7 separate regions of the Mus musculus genome follow, and regions 1, 2, 4, 5, 6 and 7 are each linked to region 3. A link is a loop called in an ENCODE intact Hi-C map of the cell type or tissue named here. Cell type or tissue: left cerebral cortex. All regions are shown on one strand.

Evidence for each region. Hi-C counts contacts between places; a loop is a spot of excess contacts. Peaks named below come from ENCODE experiments on the same cell type or tissue, not always from the same donor. Only the 100,000 strongest peaks of a DNase experiment are listed, where the experiment ranks them.
Region 1: it touches region 3 in a loop (9-fold over the local background); 4 of 42 quality-filtered maps call a loop at or near these places.
Region 2: a loop joins it to region 3, with 2.8 times the contacts of the local background. A loop is called at or near these places in 3 of 42 quality-filtered maps.
Region 4: a loop joins it to region 3, with 5 times the contacts of the local background. A loop is called at or near these places in 12 of 42 quality-filtered maps.
Region 5: a loop joins it to region 3, with 10 times the contacts of the local background. A loop is called at or near these places in 6 of 42 quality-filtered maps.
Region 6: it touches region 3 in a loop (5-fold over the local background); 11 of 42 quality-filtered maps call a loop at or near these places.
Region 7: it touches region 3 in a loop (6-fold over the local background); 2 of 42 quality-filtered maps call a loop at or near these places.

Annotation. Positions count from the first base shown.
Region 1 is chr4:47,349,600-47,353,599 of GRCm38, forward strand. It overlaps Tgfbr1 (transforming growth factor, beta receptor I), which reads left to right and starts at 3,623. Exons shown (of 9, transcript NM_009370.3): 1 at 3,623-3,797. The coding sequence starts at 3,713. It overlaps Gm32435 (a long non-coding RNA gene), which reads right to left. Exons shown (of 3, transcript XR_390551.4): 3 at 2,715-4,000. In left cerebral cortex, a CTCF peak has its summit at 2,021 (motif pointing left); DNase peaks (open chromatin) are centred at 2,008, 2,650, 3,486 and 3,929; H3K4me3 peaks cover 1,660 bases; H3K27ac peaks cover 1,043 bases.
Region 2 is chr4:47,869,361-47,873,360 of GRCm38, forward strand. No RefSeq gene overlaps it. Among named protein-coding and RNA genes, the nearest start is that of Gm46853, 83 kb to the right of the region's middle. In left cerebral cortex, no CTCF peak of the experiment used is centred here; DNase peaks (open chromatin) are centred at 2,422 and 2,704.
Region 3 is chr4:48,041,380-48,045,379 of GRCm38, forward strand. Nr4a3 (nuclear receptor subfamily 4, group A, member 3) reads left to right here and starts at 3,926. Exons shown (of 8, transcript NM_015743.3): 1 at 3,926-4,000. In left cerebral cortex, CTCF peaks have their summits at 1,540, 2,176 and 3,456; DNase peaks (open chromatin) are centred at 615, 1,538, 2,094, 3,020 and 2 more places; H3K4me3 peaks cover 3,804 bases; H3K27ac peaks cover 3,564 bases.
Region 4 is chr4:47,599,383-47,603,382 of GRCm38, forward strand. The region is part of intron 2 of Gm42284 (a long non-coding RNA gene); the gene reads right to left. It overlaps Gm32487 (a long non-coding RNA gene), which reads left to right and starts at 3,528. Exons shown (of 3, transcript XR_390552.3): 1 at 3,528-4,000. In left cerebral cortex, no CTCF peak of the experiment used is centred here; a DNase peak (open chromatin) is centred at 2,467.
Region 5 is chr4:47,818,022-47,822,021 of GRCm38, forward strand. No RefSeq gene overlaps it. Among named protein-coding and RNA genes, the nearest start is that of Gm46853, 130 kb to the right of the region's middle. In left cerebral cortex, a CTCF peak has its summit at 898; DNase peaks (open chromatin) are centred at 543, 926, 2,254 and 2,757; H3K27ac peaks cover 327 bases.
Region 6 is chr4:47,945,380-47,949,379 of GRCm38, forward strand. It overlaps Gm46853 (a long non-coding RNA gene), which reads right to left. Exons shown (of 3, transcript XR_001784289.2): 2 at 3,143-3,338; 3 at 800-2,719. Among named protein-coding and RNA genes, the nearest start is that of Gm46853, 6.6 kb to the right of the region's middle. In left cerebral cortex, no CTCF peak of the experiment used is centred here; DNase peaks (open chromatin) are centred at 233, 2,088, 2,768, 3,430 and 1 more place; H3K4me3 peaks cover 726 bases; H3K27ac peaks cover 819 bases.
Region 7 is chr4:47,705,589-47,709,588 of GRCm38, forward strand. No RefSeq gene overlaps it. Among named protein-coding and RNA genes, the nearest start is that of Gm32544, 69 kb to the left of the region's middle. In left cerebral cortex, no CTCF peak of the experiment used is centred here; DNase peaks (open chromatin) are centred at 2,002 and 2,589; H3K27ac peaks cover 765 bases.

The DNA of each region.
Region 1 (4,000 bases), 690 kb before region 3:
CTAAAGTGGGTGAAGGAAGGCTACAGTAATGGGATCCTTGGACTTGCTGGTGAAAGTGAGGGCAAGCAGGCAAACAAAGCAAAGCAAAGCAAAGCAAAGCAAAGCAAAGCAAAGCAAAGCAAAGCAAAGCAAAGCAAAGCAAAGCAAAGCAAAGCAAAGCAAAGCAAAGCAAAACAAAACAAAACAAAACAAATGCCATTTAGGGTGAGTCTTCCCATTGCAAATAATCTGCTCAAAAAGGCACTCGCAGGAGTGGCTAGCAGCTTGGGTTTTAGTAGATTCAAGTTGACAGCCAAGGTTAGTCATCACAGGGGGAACAAACTTAGCCGGGAAGGAAAGCGATTCCTGTTCCCGTTTTGCTGGACTGAACCCTGCTGCATGCTCACTCAAGTGTGGAGCTGAACAAATTGAACCCCTCCCCCTCCCCTCCTGGTAAATTGCTTTCCCTGAAGGAGTTAGGATTCTGTTACCAAGCCACTCTAGAAATGGATAGAGATGAGAGAACTAGAACCTTTGGCTCTCTGTTTCGGAGAAAGTATCTTCGTTAAGAGAATTGCCCAAAGGGAAAAGAGCAATGTACTCAGCGTAAAGGCTGAGGGTTTACCGGGTAGAGGGCAAGGGGCTAGAGTACTTCTCTCAGACAGAGCTCCAGAGCCAACTTGCTGAAAGATGATCCTCTTTCTCTTCCCCTTTAAATCAAGGCACTAGAGTGAGCATCCTATGAGCCTTCCGAGAATTTGTGGAGACTAAGATGGGAATGAACTTTTGTGATTGACTGTCTACAGGCAACCACTCATTTAGGCCTCACAACAAAACTGTGTGTATAGGTAAGATAATTCTTACTTTGCCACAAGGAGGGTGGACGGGAGGTGTGTGTGTGGGGGGGAGGGGTAACAGAAGGTGGAATGAGTGTTGAGGCTAGGGAGTGAGTAGAAATCAGGCAGCCCAGACCCATATCTAGAGAATGTTAGGATCACGAGGGTCCAGAAGTCTCTAAGGCTGGAGGCTTCGACCTTTGGCTCAACCTTTCAACACAGGTGGGTTCATTCATTTTACTATATTTAAGCAGGTGAATGTCTTCTGAAGTGGTCAGGTGCCCTGTGCAGTAGAACCTCCTGAGTAGTTTATTAGCGATGCATATTCTTGGACTGCCTCCAGAGGAGCTTAAGCAGGCATTCCAGGTCCCAGACCCAAGCAGCTGAACCCAAAAAACTGTAGAGAGTCCCAAATTTAAATGGACAGGTTTTGTTTCATTCTAACACAGCTTGTTTTCAGATCTGTAGCTCATGGAAATTTCCCCCTAATATCAGAAAGATATAATTTAAAAATAGTCTGTTTCTCCTTCTTGTTCCTCAGTTTCCAAGTGAACACACTTCATTCCATGGAAAATGTCCTGGACTAGGAAATGTGTCACAGAAAAAAATCCTCATGTTGATCAGTACAGGCTTCATAAGGCAAAGCATTGGGTTAGACTCAAGGTTAACATCATGCAAAGGGGAGGGGGCAAAGTAAATGGTATTAACTAAATATTTACTATGTCCCAGACACTGTTCCAGACACATTATGTCACTAAGGCACTCTGGACTTGTGATTCAGTCCCATTTATAAGTGGGATGGGAGCTTTTAATATTTGCAACCCATTAAAGATAACCAGAGAAAAAATTCCTATGAGATTAATTATTCATGCATAGCATAAAAATCTCTTGAGATCTTATGCAAGACACAGACTAGATCAGAAAAAGAAAAATAGGGGGGGCATCTTGGCATGTGGCTGCAACCCCAGGCCTGGGGGAGGGGAGGTGGAGGACTAAGGAAGGAGGATTCCGAGTTTCAGTCTAGCCTGGTTTGCATAGTGAGACCCCCATCTTTAAAAACCAAGGGCTGGGGGCCGGAGAGATAGGTTAATAGTTAAGAGACTGCTGCTCTTGCAGAGGAAGTGGTTCCGTTCTTAGCATCCTTGTTAGGTGGCTCACAGTTCCACTCCAGGTGTCACTCCAGTTCCAAGTGATTGGACGCCCTCTTCTGGACCCCACAAGCACTACTTGCATACGGTGCACATAGGAGCACAAGAGCTGGGGGTATAGCTTATGAGTAGAGTACTTGCCTAGGAAGTACAAGGCTTTAGGGGTGGGGGTGAGGCGGGGGCAGTCACTGGAGATTTTAGGTGTGTCAGGCTCTTTATATCTCCCAGAGAGATTTCATTAGAAGCTGGTCAAATTTAGTCCCTGTAACCTCAGGGCATTTGAGCCAGGGGGGCCAGGGGAGCCAGGGGAGGCAGGAACTGATGGTTCTGGAGTCCCAGAGAGCAGGCCTGTTCAGGTTCTGGCAGGTTGAGGACTTGCTGAAGCGTGTCCTAGCTGGAGCCGAGGAGCAGTCTCAGACCCCAGCTCTTAGCCCCCACGGTTTGCTTTCATAAGCAGGATCAAACTCTTGGAAAGTGGCTATAAAGCAATTTACCAACAGCTACTAGAGGCCGGCTGATTCCTACTACGGAGCTTTATTTAATTCCGAGTTCAAATCACACAGAAAATAACATTTTCTCCTTAAAAGGTTCTGCGGAAAAATGCTGTCGGTGCCATGCGGCCGCCTCCGTGACTGTGTTTGTGTCTGAAGAAAGGACTAGTCTGACAGGAAGAATTACAAATCTGGAGCTCATTTTGGCGTCCCAGAGGGAAGGTGGGTGGAGCGTCTCACAGTAAATTAGGAATTCAGAATGAAAGCGGAGCTGAGTTTATTTGGGTTTTTAGTGACACCTCGAAATTATTACACAGGAGTGTCGGAGACAACTCAAAGTACCTATGACTGCTCCCGCTTCGCCCCGGGGCGGGATGCTTCTTCGTAGGGCAATCCTCCCTCCTTCGAAACCCGTGGGCCTCTCCGCTTCCACGCGGGGACAGCAAAGGTGGGAGGGAAGGAGGGCGGCGGGGACCCTTAGTCTGGGTCTTTTTACGGTGCCGAGACACAGAGGCCACTCGGGGGTGTGTCTGAGCTCCACCTTGGGATTCCGAAACTGGGCTCCGACTTTGAGACTGGAATTTGGGGAGAGGACGACGAGGTCTGGGGCGGACGTGGAGTGCAGAAAGAAATCGGACTGTCTTTGCGGGGAGGCTGGAAGCCGCGGGTCTAGGGTGGGGGAAGTTGAACCCCGGACAATATTGAGGGTCCGAGTGGCGAGAGTTGGGTTTTGCGGGTGCAGGACTGTGCAGGGGAAGTCAGGGTGGGGTTGGAGTAGAAGAAAAGAGCGTGCAACGGTCACAGTCTTTCCCTGAGCAACTCTCACAGGCACACCCTGCGCTCAGTCGGGACCGTGGGCTCCCTCGGGCGCGCAGACTGGGACCCTGCCCCCACCCGCCGCGGGAGCGCGAGCTGCCCGCTGTGGCTGGAGTAAAGGCGCCCAGCGGTGAGGGGGCGTGGTCAGAGGCCCAGCAGTGCGGGGGCGTGGTTAGAGGCAGAAACCCACGGCCGCTCATTGGTAGCCCAGGGCCCCGCGGGCGGGGCTCTCGGCTAGGTCCCGCTAGGGCGCTCGCGGGCGGCGGGGGAGGCGGGGTCGGCGGGAGCCGGGCAGCCAATGGGCGTACGCCCCTCGAGCAGTTACAAAGGGCCGGAGCGAGGCCGCGGCGGCGGCGGGGAGGTGGGGCGAGGAGGGGCGAGGCTTCCTGAGGAGAAGCTGCGGCCGGGGCCGGGCCGGGCCACAAACAGTGGCGGCGGGACCATGGAGGCGGCGGCCGCTGCTCCACGTCGTCCGCAGCTCCTCATCGTGTTGGTGGCGGCGGCGACGCTGCTCCCGGGGGCGAAGGGTGAGTGGCGGGCGGGTGGCTGCGGGGCGCGCGGGCCGGGCCGGGCCTCTGGCTCGCTTCAGCTCTTTCTCAAACATGGCGCGGGGCCGGGGGCGCAGGTGGCGGCGCCCGGCCGGCCGGGCGCTCCTGACCCGGCAGGCGCCACGCGAGCCGGGGCGGGGAGGAGAGGCGGGGCGGGGGCGGTGTCGAGCGCGGGTGGCGGA
Region 2 (4,000 bases), 170 kb before region 3:
CAAAGGAGCCACTTAAAGAGGCAAACAATAAAAGGCATGCTTTGGAAAGTCATCTAGGAAACAGCAGCCATACTGGCTTCACTATCTCCCAGTCATTACTTCCCAAAGCAGAAGCTATTGGCTTCCCACCCTGGCTGTCCTGCTCCTTCGGGGCCTAAGACGCACTGCCCAACCAGGTAGCATCACACACCTATTGTGCTCTTAAATGTGGTTTGCTTTCTAACAGTGCTGTAAGAATAAAACAAACCCACATCCTAAAGCCTGTGTGGGGGAAAGGGTAAAAATCTCTTCAGTGACGTTTTTATTGATAACATGTTGAAATGATACCAGTTAGCTTATACTGGATATATTATAATTACTTTTGCCTATTTCTTTTTTAACCATTAAAAAAATAAAGTGGCTAGTGACAACTTTTAAACTATGTATGTATGGCAGTTCACCCATACAGACTCATGTTCAATCGGTCTCGGGAAATCGTGGTCTGTATTACTATTACACAATGCAGAAGGGCCAAAGCAGAGCATCCCCCCCCCCCCCCCCCGCGCCTACTCATTTGGAATTCAAGGGCATCTTATTGCATAGCCAAACTGAAACCAGCATTTGTCACTTTCCTTTCTCCACCCTGGAACTCTAGCTGTTTTCCTTGCCACCCTGCTCCTTCCCACATACTTAAGGCACAGCATGCTGCTCTATAGAGATCTGCCTTCCCTCCTGCTTTCCACCTTTCCCAAAGCCATGATTACTCCTGGTGAGCATTGGCTGTTCCCTCTAGAGAACAGAGGCCCATAAAAAAAATGAAAAGCAAGAGAAAGACTATACTGACTGAGTGGATAACCGAGCCACTATGAGGATGCTCACACCAATAGACCACAAACCAGCAGAGCAGAGGTAGAGCCCAGCTGTACCACTGTGTTCATAGTGATGTCTCCATAGGCCTGCAGAACCTAAGTAGAGCCCCACTGCCCAATGTGATGCCCACATGCCCACAGTGATGGCCTCAAAGTCTTGTAGAACATAGGTGGAGCCCCACTGCCCACATATATTCACAGAGACGATGCTACGGCCATACAGAGTGGAGCAGAGCAGCTGCCCCAGAATAGTCACACCAATGTCCCTAATCTCCACGCAGAGCAGAAGCACAGTCTGATTATCCCAGACCCAGTGTCAGGATCATGACAAGCAAAGCATACGCACACCGCAAACTGGCTCTTCACCCGCTAACTTAACCAAACCTCCAAGAACAGAAAACCTCCTCCCTGCCCCTTACCATTCCAAAAAGGGGTGTTAGCAAGTAGACACGTTTTGTTTTTTGTTTTTTTTTTTTTTTAAAGAGCACACAGCTACGAGATGAGAATCACAGTGTGTTGAAAAAGAAAGAAACACTGTGTGGCTTAGAGACTGTGTTCAGAACTGAGAAAGGCTCCCTTGCAACCACCCCAGCCTTGGCTAACAAAGCTGAGACATCCTGATTTATTGCCCACCCAGGGAACTGGACAGTGTTTCTAAAACCCTGGAGGGCCGCTTTTGTGCTCACGTTGCCTATGGACGTGGCCTGGGAGACCAGCATTCTGACTCTTGTTTTAGAAACAGTGTTGGCTTTGGGAGCCTGCTTTGTAACCTTTGTGGAAAATGTTGTGGTCCCTACTGGCACCTGCACATCCAGGTATGTCACACGGGCATTACTGCCTTGGTGTATGCACATCTGTGGGTGCATCAGACGTGATCGACACTTAGGAGTATTGCACCAAGAAGAGAAGACATGCCACTGGCTATAAAAACAACACCAGTGAAATTGGATAGATAAACGTGCCTCAGACTTTGTTTCTAATTATTTAAGCCCCCGAATCCTACTGCAGACTTCACAGTGGCAGATGACAGTTATAGCCTATATTTTTATCTTACGGTGTTTGACATGGTTCCTTCAGTATTGCAATCTGGTCAGTGATATTTACAATGCAACAGGGTAAAGCTTAACGTTCCTAGTTCTCAGAACGCTCTTCCTCACAACCACATGGCCAAAGAAAGTGGCATACAGGGAGGCCCAAAGAGTGGAAGCCACACGTGAATTCAGGTAGAACTTTGCATCGGTGAGCCTATTGTCATAGCTAGGAAATAGGGTTCATAACCCGGACTGCCTTTCTCACAAGAGTTTATTAAAAGTAACTGGGAATGGGCTTTGTAAATCCAGAAGGATTAAGTAGAAATAAGGATGGGTATGACTGTCGCTCCAATTGTTACAGAGTGACTCACTCCTGGGAGCAGAGACAGTGATGAGCCCTGAGGAAGAAAAGGCATCAGGTTCTGACACCCACCTATCCTGCGTCTTCATTCACTACATTCATGATGGAAGTTTAAGAGCCTTCCACAGGCTTCTCCTTAGAATGACTTTGTCTCTTCAAAGGAGGCAAGAGTCAAGATGTAACAAAGATTTTTATTCTAATTTGTTCTGAAGTCTGGGGTTTCAATCATCACGCTTCCTTAAATTAGAATGGATCTTCCAAAATAGATACATGCAAACATTTTTTTTCCTAATTTTTTTTCTCATGGAAAAGTATGCAGCCTGCTATGTAATGTCACACATTAAAATAACATTGGCATAGAATGGAGATAAAATCCTTTCTCTGGAAATAAGCATATGTTATTAAAATTATATATCATTTGTAGCCAACTACGAGAAAAGACTCCACACTGAAGTGTTTCAGTTCGGAATTGATTTGGATGGTTGTGACACGGTGCAATAAATATAGGACTGAGAGGCAAGAGACTTGGGCTCAACTTCCAGGCAACTCACTGAAACCCGGGGACCTGAAGACAGCGTTGACTTCCAGGAGTCTTAATGTTCGCACATATAAAATGGATTCACATCGCATGCCCCCTTGACTGTCTCACAGCATCCTTATGAGATTTGACTGAAAATAGCTTTGAAAGGTGCTTTACCAACTATAAAATGGGTTTAAAAAAAAACCTTAAATGCACTTTAAGGTGTGTGGGGTGGTACATGTTCTTAATTCTAGCACTCTGAAGGCAGAGGCAGGAGAATTGGAAGTTCAAAGCCAAGCAATCTCTACAGAGAGTTTGAAGCCAGCCTGGGCTATTTGAGACCCAATCTCAAGCTACATAAATCAAGAAGTGTTAAGAGAAAACACTTTATGTATCAGTTCTTACTGCTTGCCACGGTTCTCCATCCCATGCATGGATGGTAGAGAGATTTTGTTTTTAACACATTAATGATCTTTCTTTCTAATAGCATCTCTCTATGTAACCCTAACCCTGGCTCACTATGTAGAACAGGTTGGCCTTGAACTCAAGAGAAAGAATCTATATCTTTTAAAGGAGACAAAGACACCCTGTCTTACTCTGTTTTGAGCTGTAACAGAATATCTGAGATATCCAGGGAGTACAGAAGGAAATGTACTCTCTCATAGCGCTGTGATAGGTAGGAAGCCTAGCTCAAGATGGCAGCTGCTAGTGAGAGGAAGAGAGACAGGGGGCAAAGAGAGAGAAAGTGCACACCTTCATATAATGATATTAATCCCACTCATGAAGGAAGAATCCTTACATCCTAAGTAATTCTTCAGATCTCATTTCATAATGTACTGGCAATAAAATTTCAACACAAGTTAAAGTGAAAATACATTTAAATCATAGAGTAATTCAAACACTGCCCAGCTAACAGTGTAGTTTATAGTAAAGAGAAAGGAAGGAAGAATGGAAGGAAAGGAGAGAGGGAGGGAGGGAGGAAGGAAGGAAGGAAGGAAGGAAGGAAGGAAGGAAGGAAGGAAGGAAGGAAGGAAGGAAACGGCATTTCTCTTTAACACAAAGATAGCCACTAAAACAAACCCGAATCAGAACAAAAAGGAAATACACTAATTTTTATTTCTAAATGAGATTATCTTACATAAAATTCTAAAGACACCACCAAAAATATTGAAAACAGTAGACAAACGAATGTAATAATAATTGTTGCAAAATATGAAAGTAACACACAAAAAAGCTTACA
Region 3 (4,000 bases):
TGTATAGATAGTTTCTAACAGACTGCTGTTGAAAAAGCAGAAATTACTTTCTTAACATTACAAGCAAGAACATACATGAAAGTCCTTTTTTTTTTTCTAGAGAAAGGACCAAACCTGGGATGTCTTCATTATGCCACCGATTAAGGCACTTATTCTATTTGGTATCTGAAAACAGGAGATATAGTTGTATCCAGTACTGAATTTCACTTAAGAATATTGTAATCAAAAAAGTAATATAGATTTCTAAAAATAAAATTAAATCATTGCATAGGCCTCACAGAATATTGTTTTCTATTTGTAGTAAGTCTGGCCTTTAAAGTGCAGAAAAGAATAGCTATGAACATATACTTTAAAAAGTCTGTCTGGCTCATGGAAAGAGCTGCCTTCATTAGGGACCTTGGATGGAGCAGAGGAGGGTGCCCAGACCTGGCTCTGCTTTCATGACTTTTCTTCTGAGTTTCAGAAACTTGTCAGTTATCAATAACCACTGCAAACTCTCCCACAGTGAATCCAGCTCTCCACCCTAGGCAGCCCCAGCTAGGAACAGTAGACTAGCTCACCCTGACTGAGCATTAAGGAACTAGGGCAGGTGACCTGAGTGACCCTCAGGACTGGAAGGATATAAAATAAAGCACAAGAAGAAAGTAATGTAAAAATAGCCAGGATCGGTCCCCAAACGCACACCCACTCAAAGATCAAATCTGCTCCTGGAGATTCCCAGCTAGCTAAGGGTGAAATTTATTTTTTAAGGTAAACTAGGATAAGTGTTTCCCCCCCAATACTACTACCCAGAAATAAAAAGCACCGTTTATATAGAGTCCTAAGTGCTAAGAGCCGGAGAAGATCCTCCTTCAATCCAGGAGTGTCCATGATACCGGGGGTTTTGTTACCACCACACACATAAGTGGCATTATCATAGATCCGGTAAATTACTTCTGTCTCAACTCAGGACACCGGAACCCTCCAATTCACATGAACAAAGTTAGTGACTTTATAATAAACCGAGTGAGCAAGGACCTTTCACATATTAAATTAGAAAATGGAACGCATTCTATAATTCCATGGAAAGATGTCATGTCTCCTAAAAATTGTACCTAATTTTAGGGTTCCTGAATTGAGTGATTCCAGTTCTGCATGAGATTTTAAAGTGAAGGAGAATGGGTGGGGTGCAGAACACAGATGAAATTTTTACAGCATGGAAATAAAATTATTTTTAAACCTTCTTAAGGGTGAAGAGTTAGGCAAGAAGTAATACGTGGAAAACTGTCAAGTGCTTCTCTACACACCCACCCACCAGATACCATCGCAGCCGGCTGGGGGAGTCTCCCTCTTCTTGCCTGACAGCTTCACTTTCTTTGAGGTCTGGAACTGGTGATCACACTGGTCCGTCATGGTATTTTCAGTTAACAAAGCAGTTACTCAATAGGGGGAAAAAGGCACAAAGGATCGGGGCAGCTGCTGCTGCACCCATGATGCAAGTGCAGGCTGAGCCCCGGGCCGCCACCGCCGCCTCGACTCCTCCGTGACGTCCGGGATGGGTATCCCCGGCTCTCAGGAAGTGGTGGCCGCAGGCAGCTCCGCCCCCTCGCGAGTCGGGGCTGGTCGGGCAGGCTCGGTGGCGGGACCTGGCCCAGAGGCTTGCAATGCCCGGGCGAGCAGATGGGGAGGATCGCGCTCGGCCTTCGGGGCGCGCGCACCCCAGGCAGCGCGCCTCGCTCGCGCCCGCGCCTCCCTTCCAGCCCCCTACCCTCGGCCCCACGTTGCCGGGCATCAGACAGGGTCGAACCGAGTACAAGATGGCGACTCGGCAGTCCGCTCTCCGGGCAGAGTCGGGGCGCCCCTTAGCGCGGCGCGCGCGTGCGCGCGCCCGACGTCCCACTAAAAATAGCTGGGACCCGTCTATATTTGGTTCGCCGGATCCCGGCGCGGACGCGCGCGTCCCACCCCGCCCCGCCCCACGCCGCGCCGCGCTGAATGGAGACGGGAGGGGGTGACCGAGGGGAATCTACTCCGCTATCTGCCGCGCGCGCCGCCGCCTGGGCCCGGCCAACCGCCCAATTTAGAAACATCGCCTGCGTCAATCACGCGCCTCGCGTGCGTCAGCGCCGCGCGGCTCCAGGTCCTGCTCCCCCAACCCCCAGCCTTTGAATGGATTCAATGTAGGAGCGCCCTCCTTCCTTCTGGGCTAGGATGGGAACGCACCCGCAGCCAGGGGGCTCGGTTCCTCTGGACTGGGACAACTTTCGGAGCGTCCGCTCACGGTCTTAAGCACACCAGCCGGCTAAAGTGAAAGTGGAGGCGTAGACAGAGAGACACACTATGCATGTGTTGTTTTGTTTTTCGAGTTTCTGGTCCTAGTTCGAACCTTCTTAGATTCTGAAGCATGTGCTATGACTAGGGGATCCTATTCCCCCAACTTTGCCACCCACACGCTCAATTGTTGGGGCAGATCAAAAGAAAATGCCACTTGAGATTCTAGCAGACCACTGGAGACCGCGTCTGTCTGTGTTGTTTCATTCTAACGTCTTCGTAAAAAAAAATTTTTTTTTCTGAAAGAGGTTACTTTCAGTTAGCAGCAACCTTTGGAACTAAGAGTTCTTAACTCAAACATGTTTTGTTTTGTTTTGTTTTGTTTTTGTTATTTGTTTTGTTTTGTTCTCAGCAAGAAAGTGACACCCTAAATTTTTTTCCAGGAAAAAATCGCTGTCCCTTATACAGTCGCCCAGACTTTCTACATACTTGGAAGACAAATGTACCTCCCCCCCCCCGCCCCCCGCCCCAGGAGACCATAGTTAAGATCCCCTAGAGACAACCTAATGAATCCTGTTGACTGATTTTGAATATTTCATTTGAGAGGTGGAAGGGGAGGCATCTACAACCCTCAAATGCGAGTTGAGTTCCATGTCTGACCCGGTGCTGGGGAGTAGAGGAACAGTCAGACTCACTCAGCTGTTCAACACGTGTGGTGTGTTTGTTTTATATATAGTTTCTCGTGCAGCGCGCGCGTGGCTGGATGTGCACTTCTTTGGATTATAAAGCGTCCAGTCAAGAACCTCACACCATAAGTAAAAAGAAATAAAATCTTGTCCCTGGAACTGTCTGCATCCTAGGGTGAAACACTAACAGCATGACAGGAGGAAGAGGCAAATTAGCCTAGGCGCAGAGGGCCAGAGGGACGTAAACAGCCTTAGAACCATTGCATGAGGGAAGCACAGCTGCACCTCTGGGAGTCTTCGGCCTGGTGCCAGACTCCTTCAGCTGCGACTGCCAGGTCACTCGGAGAAGCTGGCTGGCGTAGCCTTCCCTTTCGGAAGAGCTGTCCTCTCTCTTACCCCCTGGACCTGGCTAGATGCCTCGGGGCAGCCTCGGAGGCGAGCCAGCAGCACTCCTCCAACTCTGCTCCACCCGGAGCCTGACAGCTGGGCGGTCCCGCCTGACCCGCGGGCGGGCTGCGGCACCCTCTGGTAGACCGGCGCCCTGGCAAGCGGCTCCCGTGCAGAGGGGTTGGCCGCGCGAATCTGAGAAGCCTCAGGGCTGGGGTCCGCAGCTCCCCGTGGTTTCCATTGTGCGGCCGTGAGAATGGCCGGAGGACGCGCGCACGCGCGCGCGCACACACACACACACACACACACACACACACACACACACCCTCGCACACGCGGAACCGGCTGGGCCAGGGGAGGGAGGAGGAGGGTGACGTAGCGTCCCATGTCGTCACATTGACGTCTCGCATTCCAGGCACTCTATGGAGAGGCTGCTAGGGCTCCTGTGGCATAAATGACGTGCCGAGAGAGCGAGCGAACGCGCAGCCGGGAGAGCCGAGTCTCCTGCCTCCCGCCCCCCACCCCTCCAGCGCCTGCTCCTCCTCCGCTCCCCATACACAGACACGCTCACACCCGCTCCTTCACTTGCACACACAGACAGACACACGCGCGCTCACACGCTCCGCACACACACTCCACTCTCTCCCGCGCGCTCACACCCCTCTCACCCGGCTCCC
Region 4 (4,000 bases), 440 kb before region 3:
GGATCTCAGGTCTGTCCAGGAAGGACTCTCAGAGGCTGGCATGCCCTTCCAAATTGTCACCTAGCTTCTGCCAGAACATCTCTGTGTTTGATTAAAGACGATGATGAATGGAAATTATCTGTCACTGGCAGGAAGATAAATGTCGTGCCTCCTTCTCTCTTCCCTGTGAATGATGGAAAGAGCACCACCTTGCCAGGCAACCCACTCCATCTTTGGTTGGCCTTGTGCTGCAGTCAGTCGCAGTGAGAGGTCTGTAGGTCGCAATCTTAATTTCACTTTCCCCCATCTGGGAACAGCGGATGTCATCTGCTGTCACTGTTTACAACAAATACTAATAACACTAAATGCTTAGTGAGTACTACCTACTACTGTGCCAAGTACCGGCGCCAGTACTTTACAAACTGAACAAGACTGCCAGGCTGAGGAAAGGTCCAAATCTCACTGAGCTGTGGATGGGAGGTCCCTAGAGTTTGTTATATCCAGGTTTCACGTTACAGCATGTTAAAGCAAGGCTCAGACACTAGCCCCCCAAGTCAGCTCTGATATGGGTAGACATGCTCACAAGGATATTGGATACCTTTGTTTCCCTGCAGTTTCTGGTTCTTCATGGACACAGGCAAAGTTAGTAGCTTGCCCTCAAACACATCCACAGAAGGTCCCTAGACCTGTCCACCCGCTTAAGTCTAAAGGATTGGGCCAAAGAGACATGCTCTGAGAAAGCCAGTGAATAGGGAGAGATTTCTCTGGCCACTCAGGTTCTCTAGAAGCAGAGCCTGAGGCAGGGATGTAGGTGCTTTGTGGTTCACTGAGGAAGAATGCTTCAAGATAGATCGGCAAAGGGAGAGGAAGGTGGAGCAGAGATGGGGTGGGGTGGGGAGCAGCAAACAGATGTTTTCATATATGGGTTACTGGATAAAACATGGGATGTCCAGATAAAATTTCACTGCAAATAAACAATCATTTAAAAATTACAATTGTGACCCAAGTATTGCGTAAGATAGACTTCTACCAAAACTGTATAATGACATGCAATTTTTACTGGGAATTTTGTAATTTTTAACTGCTAAATTCTGTGACCCATCGCAGGTTGGCCCATTGACCCTTTTTGCCAAAACTGAAGGCGATCTAGGGATATGGAACTTTCAGTGGTAAAATAGAAAGTAAAATTGACCTTGAGTTGTGTCTAGGAGGAGTTAGTCTTGGTTGGGGCTTGGGGGAACATGACGATGGGGTTGACACGATGGAGACTAAAGCTCCATGAAGGGGTGTCCCTTTCTGAGGAGAGGAAGCTGTGACACTTAGCCATTGATCCTGATAGGAGCGAAGTTGTGGAAAGAGGCAGCCCCAGCCTCTGGAGCCGTTCTCTGGAGGAAGTGGGTAGCTAGGAGTCCTTAGAAGGTGAAGATGGAACAGCAGTTGGGGATGGGTGCATGAGTCCCTATCGGAGAGCCCCACCCTCCCAGCATCTATAACACCCTTTATGTCCTTTCAGTCCAGAGACCCGACTCCACTGGAAGAAGAAATGGAAGCAACCCAGTGGTTGCTCTGAACCAGTCTGTTGCAGGCTGGGGCACTGTATCCGCAACACACGCCCAGCATAGGCTGTCTACATGCTTACAGGGAGTGTTTAGAGCCAAGAGTGGGGCAGATGACTCCCTGTTCAGAGGGAGAACTAGAGTTGGTTAAACACAAGGAGTAGAATCTGAAACTGACCTCAAAAAGAGGTGGGCTGAGAAGGAGAGATGGGGGGAGTGGAAAGTGTGTGGTCAAAGCATCAAGTTTAAACCATGGAGATCCTCTTGAGTCCCCCAAGATGCAGTTTCATGGAGCTTGGATTCCTCTCCATCCAACCAGCCCCCATGTGGGATCAGCACAGCTCTGCCTGGCTGTGGACTCAACTCCAGGGTGGGTTTTGTCTGCAGCTACAAAGCACTCGGTATCCTGCAAAGCACCAATGATTTACTTTCCGAGAGAAGCCAATGCTTTGGAAAACTGCTGGCAGCCTCACTGACCTGGGGATGCCCGGGCACCTGGGGAGCATCCCAGCTCCCAGCCGGGGCAGGCCTGCCACTGGTTCCTGGCCGCGAGCCATGGGAAGACAAGCTTCCTTCTCACCTTTCCAACATATCCTGAAAACAGAATCCTTATGACACCAGCTCTTCTTTCAGGGCTCTGGGATTTCTGCTCTGGCTGAGGCAGGCTGCCCACACTGCTGAGAAGCCTGAGACAAAGATACTGGGCAGGGGGTGGGGTGGGGTCAGCTGGGGAGAGTGATGGGACTTATCCCAAATCAGTGTCCTCATTTCTGGACTGAATACAGCTCATCACTGCTAAAGGTGTCAAGGCTTTAACACCTCCATTTTAACCTCTTCCTTGCTGCGTAACTTTGGGCAAGTCCCTTGGCTTTCTTGAGCCCTCATTCATTACCCATACTACTGACAGAAACATACTAAAGGCCTTGCTGCCTTTGCCTGCGTATGAAGCAGTTCCCTTGGGAAGATGACTCAGTGAGTAAACTGCTCACCGTGCAAGCACTAGGGTCTAAGTTCCTGTCCCTAGCAGCCACATAAAAAGCGGGGTTTGGTGGCAGACATCTGTAGCCTCAGTGTTTGGTAGGGCCACATAAACAAGTGGCTTCCAGAGGGGTCCTGCCCAAGCCAGTCTGGCAGAAAGGATGGTCTCCAGGTTTAATAAGAGCAAATGTCTTAAAAAAAAAAGAGAGAGAACTGTAGAGGTGGACCCAGGATATTGACTTCTGCTCTTCACATGTATACATCGGGGTGAGTACACCCAGACACCCCTGCACACACCCACACATATTTTTATTTCAATATTGCTGCAAATCTTTAAAGGGGCAGGCAAGTGATACTAGTATCTTTATTTATTTTTTCTTGTTTGAGAATTCCATACAGGAATATAATGCCTTTTGATCAAATCCACTCCCTCTCCCTCCCCTCCAGCTCCTCCCTTATCTCCTCATATCTCCACTTTAGGAAAGAAATGAAATACAAGCAGTGTGGCTTGTCCTAAGGTTACAGCTGCTGGGTTCTGGATGCTAGGACACCAGTAGATAATATCTATTATCAGCGTCTGCAGGAAATGTTTGAGCCTGCATCAGCAATTTTAAAGTCTTGATTTTGGGCACTCTGGGGGCATTTGGTTTCCACGTGTTTTCTGGCACCTATGGAACGTAGCTAAATGGGGCAGGAAGCCCTAACCCAGGCCCTGAATTCTGTCTCCCAAGCAGCCTGGTATAGATACTCATCACCGTGCACTTTGCTCTCAGAAATGTAATCTGCATATTTTACACTGAAGCCACAGACCAGATGGATTATTGGGGGCGGGAGGGGAGGAGGGGGAACAAGCCACAACCACAAGGGTTTTCTCTGGGACCCTGGCGTCTGCCAGGCTTCCTACACAGGCTTTTGGATTCTTACATCCATCACTGTTCAGAATCCAGAGAAGTTGACCCAAGAGTGCTGCCAGGGTACCTGGGTGGGAAAAATGGCTTCTTGTTGGGGACATGGGCCGGGAGGGGGAGCAGACCACCACAGTGCTGACTGGGAGGGGGTGGAAGGTAACCTGGGGCCAGCGTGCAGTTTGTATGCAGAGGTTTCAGGATCAGCATGGCCAGCTAAACGACCCAGGAAGAGTTAGTGGGTCCCTGTGTGGGTGGGCTCAGTGTGCCCACCTGAGACTTGGAGGTAGGCTGGACCACCACAAGCACCATTGGAGGGTTCAGATATCCAAAGTGTCTTTCAGTGCTTGACCACTGGAAGTGATCCAGGTTGATTCCCCCTTCCTATAAATGACTCATGTGCTAGAAAGCGTGAAATACTTCCTCATCAAAACAACCAGAAGAACTCTGCTATCCTTGGAAGATCTGATCAAACGAACTTCTACTAGGTGCCTGGGTCTGTGAATGCTGAGCCCACTTGCTTATTTTCTTCTAACCTTGTTAGCTATGGTTTCCATGAACACACACACACACACACACACA
Region 5 (4,000 bases), 220 kb before region 3:
CACTGCTGCTTCCAAACAGAGATTGGATTTGGGTCCTGTGGTTAATTTGTCTCAGAAAGCATCAGATTCTTTGAAGGCTCAAACTGCCCCTAGATGAGGAACAGTTATCCACAAGTGACCCTGTGATATCGCCATCCCTATGTAACATACTAAGAAGCCTGGACCATACTGCATTTAAGAGAAGACACTTGAGGGCTTGAGTTGCACCAGACAGGCTTTAGATCAGGTGCTTTCTAAAGAACCCTCTGGTAATGTAGCCTTGGATCAGATGGGGCCAAAACTGGAGGCTGGAAAACTGGAAAGTGTAGGTAAATAGCCGTGGCTGGAGACAGAGAGGCCTGAATTAGGGCAGCAGGAATGGAGAGAAGAACAGGACCTAGCAGGAGAGTTTGAATGAGGAGGGAAAAATCTGCTCTTCGCTCCTGGAAAAACAACTGTGAATCAATGATACCATCTTTATCCTCAAAGGCAAACAGATCCTTCATTAGTGCTAGCAATTGAGAGCTGTGTGAGGTTTGGTACCCACTAGCTGCTAAACATGTATATAAAAGGAAGCACACCATATGCTGCGGTGAGTTCATGCCAATTGGCCCCACTCACATATATACTGCTTTAATTTTAACACTTCATTTGAACAAAAGTCTAGTTCTAATGAAGCTCAGGATTCCCAAAGAGATTCTTCCTGCAGGCCAGTGTGTCTTGATGTCTTTCCCCAGTACTGAAATGTCTCTCTCTCTCTCTCTCTCTCTCTCTCTCTCTCTCTCTCTCTCGACAACTAAGGCCTGGATTCAGATGTCAAGTCAACCAACAGAACAAGTCACTTCCGGGACAGGTACGAAAAGGTGCCTCAGAAGGCAGTGAATGCTCCATTCACAGAGGCATGCAAAAGCCTGGCTCGGCCACTTGATGGGGTTGTTGCCGAGACGATTCAGGCATCGAAAAGCGAGCGGGATGGGGATGTTGGGTTCGATGACTTTTAAGGTCTTTGAAAACCGTGGTATTCTAAGAGGTTGAATCATAAACGTAGTGCTGGCAGATCGGGGGAACCCCACCGTAACGGCAGGGTGAGAATGAGGATCTAAGATTTTTCACATAAATCTAGCAGCTACAACCACGTCAGAGAAGAAATCTGAACAGCTGGTCAACCAAGGTGGGCCAAAGGCACTCAAAGCTTGACTTCCACCACTGTCCTCAGAAGGTGGCACCACCCAGAAACTCCTTTTAGAGATAAGGGCTAGGAAGACTTAGCTTGTCCCTTCCATATAACTGACCTCATGTCTCCTTTTACCTGGGCTGTCAGGAAGCTCATAACCACATTTGCATAGGGAAACAGCAATCTTGGCATCTTTTGTCTGTTCTTCATTTGTGCCTTTCTCTTTCTACCTCACCAATATCTAGCTTCTTGTATAAACCTTCTGTGGTCCGTCTGCCTCCCCCTTTTTACCCGTAGTATACCTTTCTATTGAATACTTCCTGCAAGTGACCTTAACTGCTCTGAGAAACAAGGAGGGTATAAATAAGAAAAGACAACAGCAAACTACTGCCTGAGAGGCACATCAGCAACTTGCCTAGGTAAACTGAGGAAAAGGCAGGAGGACATCGGACTAGATCCAGAAACTAAAGTAGAGGAAGCAGGGGGCTTTCCTGGGCTCAGTTTCCCCTTCTGTAAGGTGACAAAGGTGACAGATCAGGTCTTCATGGGCATCTCTAGACGATGTCATGTCCAGGTGTCTCCTGCCTATAGACGGTGTCCTGGACTTCTTAGTCCTTTATTTTAACAACTCACAGGTGTAGCATCTGTTACCTTTCTTGTTAGGTTCTGAACACATTCTTGTGGTAACCAGTATGCCTCTCACAATCTTAGGATAGGCATACTCTCGGTGATGGGGGGGAGGAAGAGAGAGAGAGAGAGAGAGAGAGAGAGAGAGAGAGAGAGAGAGAGAAATGAAATAAGTGTAGTAAAGGAGAGAGAGAGAGGCATGATCTCCAATGGAGTTCTATCCACAGAGCAGGACAGGGAAAATGTCTTCACAGCAGGACCAAAGCCCAAAGGCAGGAAGAGCATAGGTATTGGGATAGGATATGAGAACCATAAGATCTGGCTCCAGCTGCCTCTGGCATCAGCTCTGTGACACTCTTCCTATTCAGCTGTTAGTGACCATACCTCAGCTCAGCTCAGAGCCTTCTGTGAGTCAGGCCCAGGTCTAAGTGAGAAGGATACAGCCAGCTACAGGTACCATCATCTGCAGCCTGGCCAATGTACTAGAGAGAAACTAGTCATTGAATATCATCAGCCTGGACGGGAAGGTTGGCTGGCAGTACAGGGAGCCACCCTGTTCTTCACTTTCACTTTGTATAGTTTCTGTACCTGAAAGGAACTCCAGTCCAGAAACACTACATGGAAAATTCTAGAAATGAACTACCCATTAGTGATGAGTAGCTTTTACTATAAGCTACTGGAATCATTCTATTTTACTGTTAGTTGTTCTGTTAATCTTTTCAAAAGCTGAATTTATAAATTAATCACATATGCATATGTAGAAAAAAAATCACATTCTGTCTAGAGCTTGGTACCACATAAGGCCTCAGGCAGCCAACTGGGAGCCTTGAAAATACTCCCCATGGGAAAGGAGAGGGTGAGGAGCAGCCAGTACTACAAGGCTCTGTAGTAGACAGAGAGCTCTCTTGGTAAGGTGACATTTTAACACCAACAACAGAGTAGAGAGGCAGTGAGATATGCAGATATCTGGTATGGGGGTGTCGTAGGCAGGGAGAGAAAAAATGTAGGTGCCTGAAAAATAACTATGCTATTTCTGAGGAACTCAGTACAAGACTTGAGAGGAGATGGGGGAAGGTGGTGAGGGACTGAGAGCTGAGCTGACAAAGGATACAGATGCAAGGGGCCTTGTTCAAAGCCTTGTCCAGTGGACTCAGGAGGCCACTGGAAGGCTGTCAAGTCAGCCAAACCATTCCAGCCGTCTGAGCTCCTTCTACATCCCGGGAAAGTAGATTTCTGTTTACATGTGCTCTGCCCTCTGCCAGAGTCCTTACCTTCATTCATTCTGTTTGGTTTTGTTGAGAAAGCGGTCTCAGCACATAGTGCTGACTTGCCTAGGACCCAGTCAGTAGGTCTAAACTATGCTATCCTCCTGCCTCAGCCTCCGACACGCTGAGACTGTAAGCATGCCTCACCATGCTCTCTCCACCCCCTACCCATCTATTTGCCCCCACTGGGGAAGCTGGTTTTGACTTCTAAATAGATTGGAATTCCCACTGAACAACCTCGTCATCCCATGATTCCCCTTCCCCCTTTTTGTGGCAAGCACCAAAACTACCATTCCACCATCATGTGAATGAGCTTCATCTACTACTATTTTTTTTTCCATGAGGTGAGGCTGTGTCTATGCTCTGGACCTCGGGTTTCATCAGGACCCAAAGCCTGACTTTTAAGGGACTCAACAAATCCTCAAATGAGTGGGAGAATTAATGAAGTGAAAGATAAGGATGACAGCCACGGGGGAAGTGACTCCAGCCTGCAGACCATAGAAAGACCACAGGCAAAACACATGACAAATGTGGTTCAAGGTACGATCACACCAAGTTCCTGACAGCTGTGGGCAGGGATGCAAAGGAATTGAGGCTGGAGGCAGAAAGGAGAGAGAGAGAGCTATTTTTAAACCTGTATGGTGGACTTTCTATGTCCTGTGTATGATTTTCCTAGGAAGAGACTTCTGTTACAGAAGCTTACATGAACTTAAGGACCACAGAGGGCCCGTATGTCTGCCCTTGAGATGTTGCTAGAGATGGTAAAGCAGTCCATGATTGTTAATATGCTGACCAGACAACAAGTATTGTGTAGCAGCAACCACAGCACGTAGTTGGGGAACCTGTTGTGCTCACTTACTTGCCTGTTCAGTCTTCATCCTTGCAATAAACATGGTGAACCCCACGGAGGGCTAGGCACCATGCTTAGGCTCTGTTTATTGCATACCTGTGCTAA
Region 6 (4,000 bases), 96 kb before region 3:
ATGGCTAGCTGCTCTTGCAGAGAACTTGGATATTGACATGGCTGTTCATAACCATCTGTAACTGCAGTTCTTGGGGGATCCAACGCCCACTTCTGGCTTCTGTGGGCACTGCATGTGGTACGCACACACACATGTACATATAGGCAAACACGCATACACGTAAAATAAATGTTTTTGAAATAAGTATTCAGTCTTCGCTGCGGCCAGAGGAAGCTGCGTGACCTTCCCCACGAAGCATCTGCTTCATCTCCTTTCATTCTCCCTGGCATCCATTCCACTTTGCTGTCATCGTTGCCATGACATTCCTGAAAACACAAGGCAGTCGTCCCTGTCAACATCTTGGTACAAGAGTTTTCCTTCACCAAGAAATCTCTTCATGTGGATGCGCTTGCCTTGTGCATGTCTCTCACGTCTCTGCTTAAACGTGATTTGCTGTAGATGTGTTCTGTAACTAACATAAGTGGCACACACACCAATTTTGTGTCACTTCTCTATGACCTGTCTCTTCCTGCCATGGGAACGTTAGTCCCCTAAGAACGGGAGCATTGCTCTGGATACCCTTGAGTCCCCAGGATGTAAAATTGGTCCCACATACATTAGGCATTAAAAATATTTGGTGAGGAAAAGGTATTGGTGGCGTTGAGTATAATGTAAGTGCATCATGCACATGTATGAAAATGCCATAATGAACCCACTATGCATAATCAATATATGTTAATGATTTTTAAACTGTTGTCTTCTTCCAACAAGCTATCTTTTGAGTCTCTGGATACAAAACACACAGGCACAAGTTCTGCAAGCAATATTTATTTTGTCTTTTTTTTTTAATATATACCTTGGGAACCCTCACCTGGGACAGAAACAAAGGAAGCAAAATAGCAATTGAGTTGTTATGACTTTGCCACTGTTATAAAGGAGGGGAACGAAACCCTGGATAATTTGCGGAAGTCAGGAAACAATAGAGCGTTGCCGTCCAGAAAGCTCGAGGACTGTGATGCTTGCTCAAATGGCTCCCAGTCAGGTTGCTAGGCAGAAATCTCCAAAATATGGAGCACAGTTGCTATCATTAGTGAAAGCTCAAGACATGAAATTTAAAGTCGAGAAAATTTTGTGTAACAGAAACCGTTGATATTTAGAACCAATGAGAACCCGATAGCTACTCAGTCATACAGAAAGCAGACGAGTTTCTGTGCCCATAGGAACGGCTTTGTGACAAGTTTTGGAATGTACAAAAACATGAGATGGAAGAGCGTTGGATCTACCGATAGTTCTGTGAGGGATCAGTGGACCATGGAAATGAAGCCTAAGTGCATATCTCTCCATCTTTACACATATAAAACGTCCCCTCCCAGCAGCAGTATTGGGGATGGCAGGCACAGTTGACTTGCAGAGAGATACCACCCTCCACTTAGCTCAGAAATCTATAAAAACAGTCCTTTCCACATACTCAGGATAGCTCCCTCCCTTCTCTAAGAACTGTTAATATTTCTTCTTTGTTAAAAAAAAAAGTCAGTCTTCTAGAAGTCGGTCTCCAGTATGCACACACGTGTAAGCAACTGCAGCTGAATACTACTGTTTGTTGTTACAAAAGATGGTGGGTAAGTGTGGGCTGCTTCCTACACCAGGCTCCACAGATCTTCCACTTCCTAGTATGTAGCTCTACCCTGAGGCTTCATGATTTCCCACAGTGAGGTCCCCAAAGGCCACCTCTCTCCTACAGCCCCCTGATATAGCTGCTCACCCTCACAGACTGCTTCTTCAAATGTGTCCCCAGTGTCCTGGGGAAATGATATCCCCTGCCACCTGCCTTCTCTCTCACACCAGGTCCCTTTGTTCTTTATTGATCTTAGTAGGTGAAATTTCCCCATGGCAGACAGAATCCTCACCACTCCCAGAGAGAATCAGTATTGTTTCCCAAAGGAGGCCTCTCTCCCTCTTTGACTTCTCCCAACAATTCCCTCTACAATCTGTTGCAGTATTTTCCAAAGAATAGTCCCAGACTCCCTGAGCCAAGAGACTAGGTCTGGGCAGAGATTCTAACAAGCTGCCTGGGAGAGTTCGCAGCACGAATAAGTTTAAGGATATGCACCCGTCCACTGAGAGGGAACATCTCCATAGTCCTGGCTTCTGTCCCTGGGGATGCTCAGTGGTAGAGAAGGTCAGGCTTGGGGTCACAGATAGGTCAGATCGGGTCCAGGTTCTGAGAACATCAGTATTTTAGGAAATGAAGAAATGTCCAAACTGCATTACAAAATCTAGGATAGATCCTAAATAGTTAATATGAATAGATACATTGTTACATAATGACAGAAGCATGGATATACACAAGTGTATAAATTACAAAATTCACAGCACCCAATACAGTCACCCTGTCAAGGGGCACAAGTTTCGAGTCAAGTGTGACTTGGTTTTGTTTTCAATCAGAGCCAGTGTATATCTAAGCCCATTTGGAAAGAATATCAAAAGCCCGAATTTTGAGGCTGTTTCTGAAGGTGAGACTTGACGATGTGACCCTTTCGATGAGGGTCTTTACTCTGAAAACAGTGAACATACCCTTCCATGAATGTGCTTCTGGACCAGGGTAGTGAAAGAAAAGTTCACACTCCGGAAGAAGAGGTACGCCACCCCCACGCAAGCAGTAAGCTGGAATCACTGATGGCTGCAGTCTTTTAACCACGCTGTTCTGCCTCCGGGAAAGTCTGACTCAGCTGATCCACTCCTAGGAGAAGAAACCAGATTCGCTGGGTCAGGTCTGCTCTCCACCGTCGACACACATTTTTCTTATCCCTTTCCCTGCTTGAACCCCATCTTGTGGGCAAGACTTGGTTACACTTTCCAGCCTGATCTCTATTGTGTGACAGAAAATGCAGGGAAGCTGGAATGACTGTCTGGGCCGCGTAGCACTTTTTACAGCCACGACAATAGGCAATGAAAAGTTCCCTTGGAAGAGGTGGATGGCAGAGTCCCAAGTCCCTCCTCACTGAGCCATAGCACCCTGGAGGGCTGGGGTTTGTATACAGGAAGGGAGGCTGCTCTGGCTGCCTTGGTGACAATCTACCTCCAAGCCCACCTCATGTGAATCCTGGCAACCAATGCCACTCACTAAGGAAGAGACGTGCGCTAAGGGGAGGAGCAGACATACCTTGGGACGCACTGTGACCCAGAGGAGGCAGGATGCTATCTGAATGGCCTTTGGAGTTGTGTGTTTTTTTTTTTTTTTTCCTCTAGGGATATTTTTTTTCTCCCCAGAGAAAAATAAAAATCTTCTCCACACCTGAAGGCTCTCTGCTTCGCTGCCATCGCGTCCTCGGAAAGCAGGTCTCCTTGGTAACTTGTTCCTGGGTTCAGAACAGAGGAAAAAGCCTGAGGCAGATGCCTCCAGCAGCCAGGGGTGAGGACAAGGGTCTCCACACAGACTCCTTCCTCCCCCAAACCCCGGCTGTTCTGGCACGTCAAGCCATCCATAACCGTGCATTTATTTAGCTGTGATATTTCATCCCCATTAAGCCACAAAGAAGAGACGATTCTCTGATTTTATTTATAACCTGAAGGGATTATTTTTGAGTTAAGGCTTTAAGAATTCAGATCTATCAGGAAAGAACAGCTTGTGTAACGAACTTCCTGTTTTCATCATATTTGGACACCGAGCCTCCTTGTTGCCTGTTATTATTACACAGTTAATATGAACTGCCTGGCGTTTATTTTTAGCAGGGCTGACTCTATTGTAAGGACTGCATAACTGCTTTCAAAATGGGAAAATGTAATTACGGGATCTAACACTAAGTTGGGGATATTCTTAGGTCCTTTCATGAGGCAGTGGCTGAAAAAAATGAAAATAGACCATTTTAAATGGCTAAAGAAAACAGAGTTATTTGATCCAAAATAGCCCATTGAGCCTTTTACAAACTACACACTTCACAGAATAAAGTCTCACTTGAGTTGAAGTGACCTAAGCATGATTTATTTCTTGAGAGTAGCAGGAGAGTAAGAGAGAAAATCG
Region 7 (4,000 bases), 340 kb before region 3:
GAGTAGTTGTGCTAGATTCAGACCCAGGTCGTCTAAATGGGAGGTGCTTTCAGTCATACCCCCTTCTCTGATAGGGATAAACAAGCTCTTCCCAAGATGCTTTGCAGATAATTGAGATAACAAAGGGCAAGTGGTTTGATTTTCTTTGGAAGAAAGGTTCTTGAGAAACTTAACATTTGATTATTGTTCCTGCGTCTGCCGTGAGGAGCAGCCGTGTGGTGGTGTTGCCAAATAGCAATCAACTATCTTCGGGGAAGTGCTCGCAACAAATTAGCGTCTTCAGAAGTGAGTCAGGGAAGATAATTTCTAATAAGACTTTCTGAAATGTGCAGTGCCCTTAGAGACTCGAAGCCGTGGCAGGTTTTCACTGGGGAGTTAGTAACTATGGCCCTCCCCTGGGTTGCTAGCATCTCAGCTCAGGAAAGGAAAGGGTGGTAGAGCTGAAGATGATGGCAGCCACTTCTACTTCTGTATTTCCAGTTTCATGTGCCTCTGAGGGGTCATGTGTGGGACGCTGTTCGTTTCTGTAGGAAAACTTACTGTTTCCTTCAGTGGATTTTTCCCCTATGAGACAGTGTCTTCCTATATCATCAATGCAGGCCTGAAACTTGCAGTCCTTCATCCTCAGCCTCCCCAGGGCTCCGATTACAGGCTTGTACCAGTACAATCTGTGGAATTCGTACAAGGGTTGCAACTCACAAAAGACCGCTGTTTTGTCATGCCAACTCACCATAGGAATTTAAGAAGGCAAGATGTGATCTTTCACCTTAAGTAGGTTGGGGGTGGGGGGACACTTGTCCCCACTGAGACCATGTTGGAGAATGCGTCAGCCTTGATGTATATTTGCTCTATGGTTTTAATCATTAGGCCTCAGTTACTTTGACTGCACAGTGCAACGGAGTAACAGCATCAGGATCTCAGACACTGGGTATACATGGCTGGGATTACAGCAGTGACAGAAGAGGTGAAGCTCTTGAGCTTCGTGAGTTCCTGTAACACAGGCAATTGTCATAGTGTTTGTAGCAACAGCATGTTGCTATTGTCATTTGGAATTCAGTCTCTTTGTTTCCCCAGTATCTTTTTTGGTTAGGGAAGAAATGCTATTGCACAGGAATTGTTTTTATGCTCATGTTGTACGTGTGTGCGCATAGGCATGCACATCTATGTATATTGCTAAAGGTAAATGTTTAAGGCTTGTCTTATAGGCCATTTAAAAAAAAAAAGAATAAAATGTGTTAAGCTGGTTACTATGGCTTGAACGAATTCTTCAAGTTTTGTCAGCCTATGTGCCAAATTGATCTGTTGGTGGCATCTGGAGGTGAGGCCTGGGAAGGTAATTAGGATTCAGTGAGATCACGAGCATGGGGCTCTACGGTGCCACTGATGACTCCAGAAGAGCGGGAAGAGAGACTCAAGCCAGCACAGTTGCTCTATGATTCTTCTACAGCAAGATGGTCCTCACCAGATGCCAAGCTGACACCAGCATCATGCCCTTACACTTCTTAGCATCCAGGGCTAGGAGCCAAAGAACCTTCTGCTCTTTATAAACACTTCAGGTACCTTGATGGAAAACAGATGAATATAGAAGCTTAACTTGACAGTTTCTCAAGAGGTCAAAGGATCTTGGAGGGGTCAGGGGAGAGGGAGGGAGAGAGCACAAACAAACAAAATACCCCAAAGTTTTCCAAGAAGACTCTAACCACCCACTCATTCCTGTTTTGCACAAGGATACCTAGACAGGGAAAGACTCATAGGGCATCATAGGTATAGAAATTCTCCAGGAAGAAATGTCATAGCTGTGGCCTCTAGAGATACTTGGAAATGCTCAGCAGGGAACAGCCCAGAGGTGCTTTCGGGCGAGTGTAGCCAAGGAGATTGACCTGGAGCATGAGGTGCACATGTGCTAATATACCCAGAATGTGTGACCCTGGAGTCTCAAAAAGGACTGGACACCTTAGTGTGTAGGGTGCAGAATGATATCCTGTTCAGAGGCTCACAGGCTACTCTGGGGCACAGGCAGGCTTCTGTGCATCCAAGAAGCTGGACAGCTTTGTCTAGAATGTGTGACGTGTCTCTGGAATCTTGTGCAGCAAGTCTCTGTTGTCACCACTGAAGGCAAAGCTCAGAAGAGAGATCACAGGTGAAGGTGAAGACTTGACTCCTAGTTCCTCTTTACACACAATTATCAATAAAGGTACTTCTATTAAGTCTTTTTGATACATGGGTAAATGTTCTCATAGTGTAGAAAGTTTAAGACAAAGCAGGATATGTTTTCTGGAACCTCAAAGCTGTGCAATGTCAGAGATGAAAGGACATTCCTGCTGATTAACACAACTTCTCTCTCTCTTTATTTTTTCAGAGCTGAGGGAAAATGGGGTTAGGAAAGGGACTCTCCCAAGGTCTCTTTATGGGTATCTGGGAAACCTGGGAGCAGAAGCCAGGTCTCCTGACTCTGAACCTAGAGCCTTTCCACCTCTTGATCAATTTACAACCTGAAGCAGGAAATCTGACTATCCTCTAATCTCCTCCCAACTCACAGAGCTACAAAAATAGATGCAATCTGGAAGCCCAGCCATGCCAAACATGGTGGCAGGCAGCCCAGCTCCTCTCCTCCTCCCCCAGCTGATGCTGATGGGAAGTCAGCCCCACAGCACTCTTGCTAGAAATGTGACAATTATCTATCTTTCATTCTTCTCTATATCTGGGTCTCACTGTTCAAGCAAGTTCAAAGCCACTTAACATCTGCCATCCAGAAAGGACAGACTAGGTAGGTCACAAGCTAAAATGTGTCCTACCTGAGAGTTTGTGAAGTTAAGAATATGGATGCTTTTGTGACTGCTTGTATGTAACAAGAGTCTCAAACCACTGGAGAAGGAAAGTGTGATGGCATCAGGGGAAACATAGGGACCTTCAGGTCTTCTGCCAAGATGGGATGCAAAAGACAACAGGACAAGTGAAGAAAGGCGGGGCTTATTAGAAGGTAGGCTTCAGATGGAGTCTGGACCCTGTGAGGGCCATCACAGGAACAAAAGACAAGACTATTTGATCGTAGAAACTGATATCAAGAAACTGTTTTTCTTCTTGCTGATACTTGGCAGGGGACTTGAAGGCATATATGAGACATGTGTGAGAGGATGCTCATTGCAGCATTATTTGGAATAAAATGGAAATAAACTAAACCTCCTTCCATAGGAGAAGAGATAGGATAAGCCATGGTGTGTGCAAATGATGTGATATCATGGAAGTGTCTAGAAAGACAAGGTTAAGCTATGCATTCTGACATAGAATTGTGTCCAATATACATCGACGATAAAACAAGAAAACCCACCAAACAACTGCTATGTGATGTGTTGTGTTCCCATGTATAACAGGAAATACACTCATTTGTACATGTGCAAGAAAGTTCTAGACCATGCAAGAAAATAAACTTCTAGAACATGTTGATTAAAAAGGAAGGCTTTGATTCACCATGAGATTATATGTCTAATTTTATAAAATTAGAAAACACCCAGAATTTATCTTCCCATATAATTATATTATTACATAACTTTTACAAAGTATGAAAAATAATAAATACTAAGGCTACGGGAGATGGTTTAATGTGTAAAGTAATTGCTGTTCAAGCATGGGGAGCAGAGATTGGGTCCCTAACACATATGTGAAAAGCACACATGATAATCCAGGTCTCTAACTCCATTCCTGATGGGGGCACTGAGCCTGGTGGAGTTCAGGTACTCACTGGCCAAGCAGTTTTGTCTAAAGGTTGAACTCCGGGTTCAGTGAGATACAGAGTCTCTCATTGTGTGTGTGTGTGTGTGTGTGTGTGTGTGTGTGTGTGTGTGTTAGAGAGTAATAGAGGAAGATATGTGACAGTGACCTCTGGTCTCCACAAGGCCTACAGATGAGTGTATTTGCACATGTGCATTTATGCATACATATCACACAATAAAGAAGTGAACAAACCAGAAAAAAATTACCCATGAGTTAGTTCTTCGCTAAA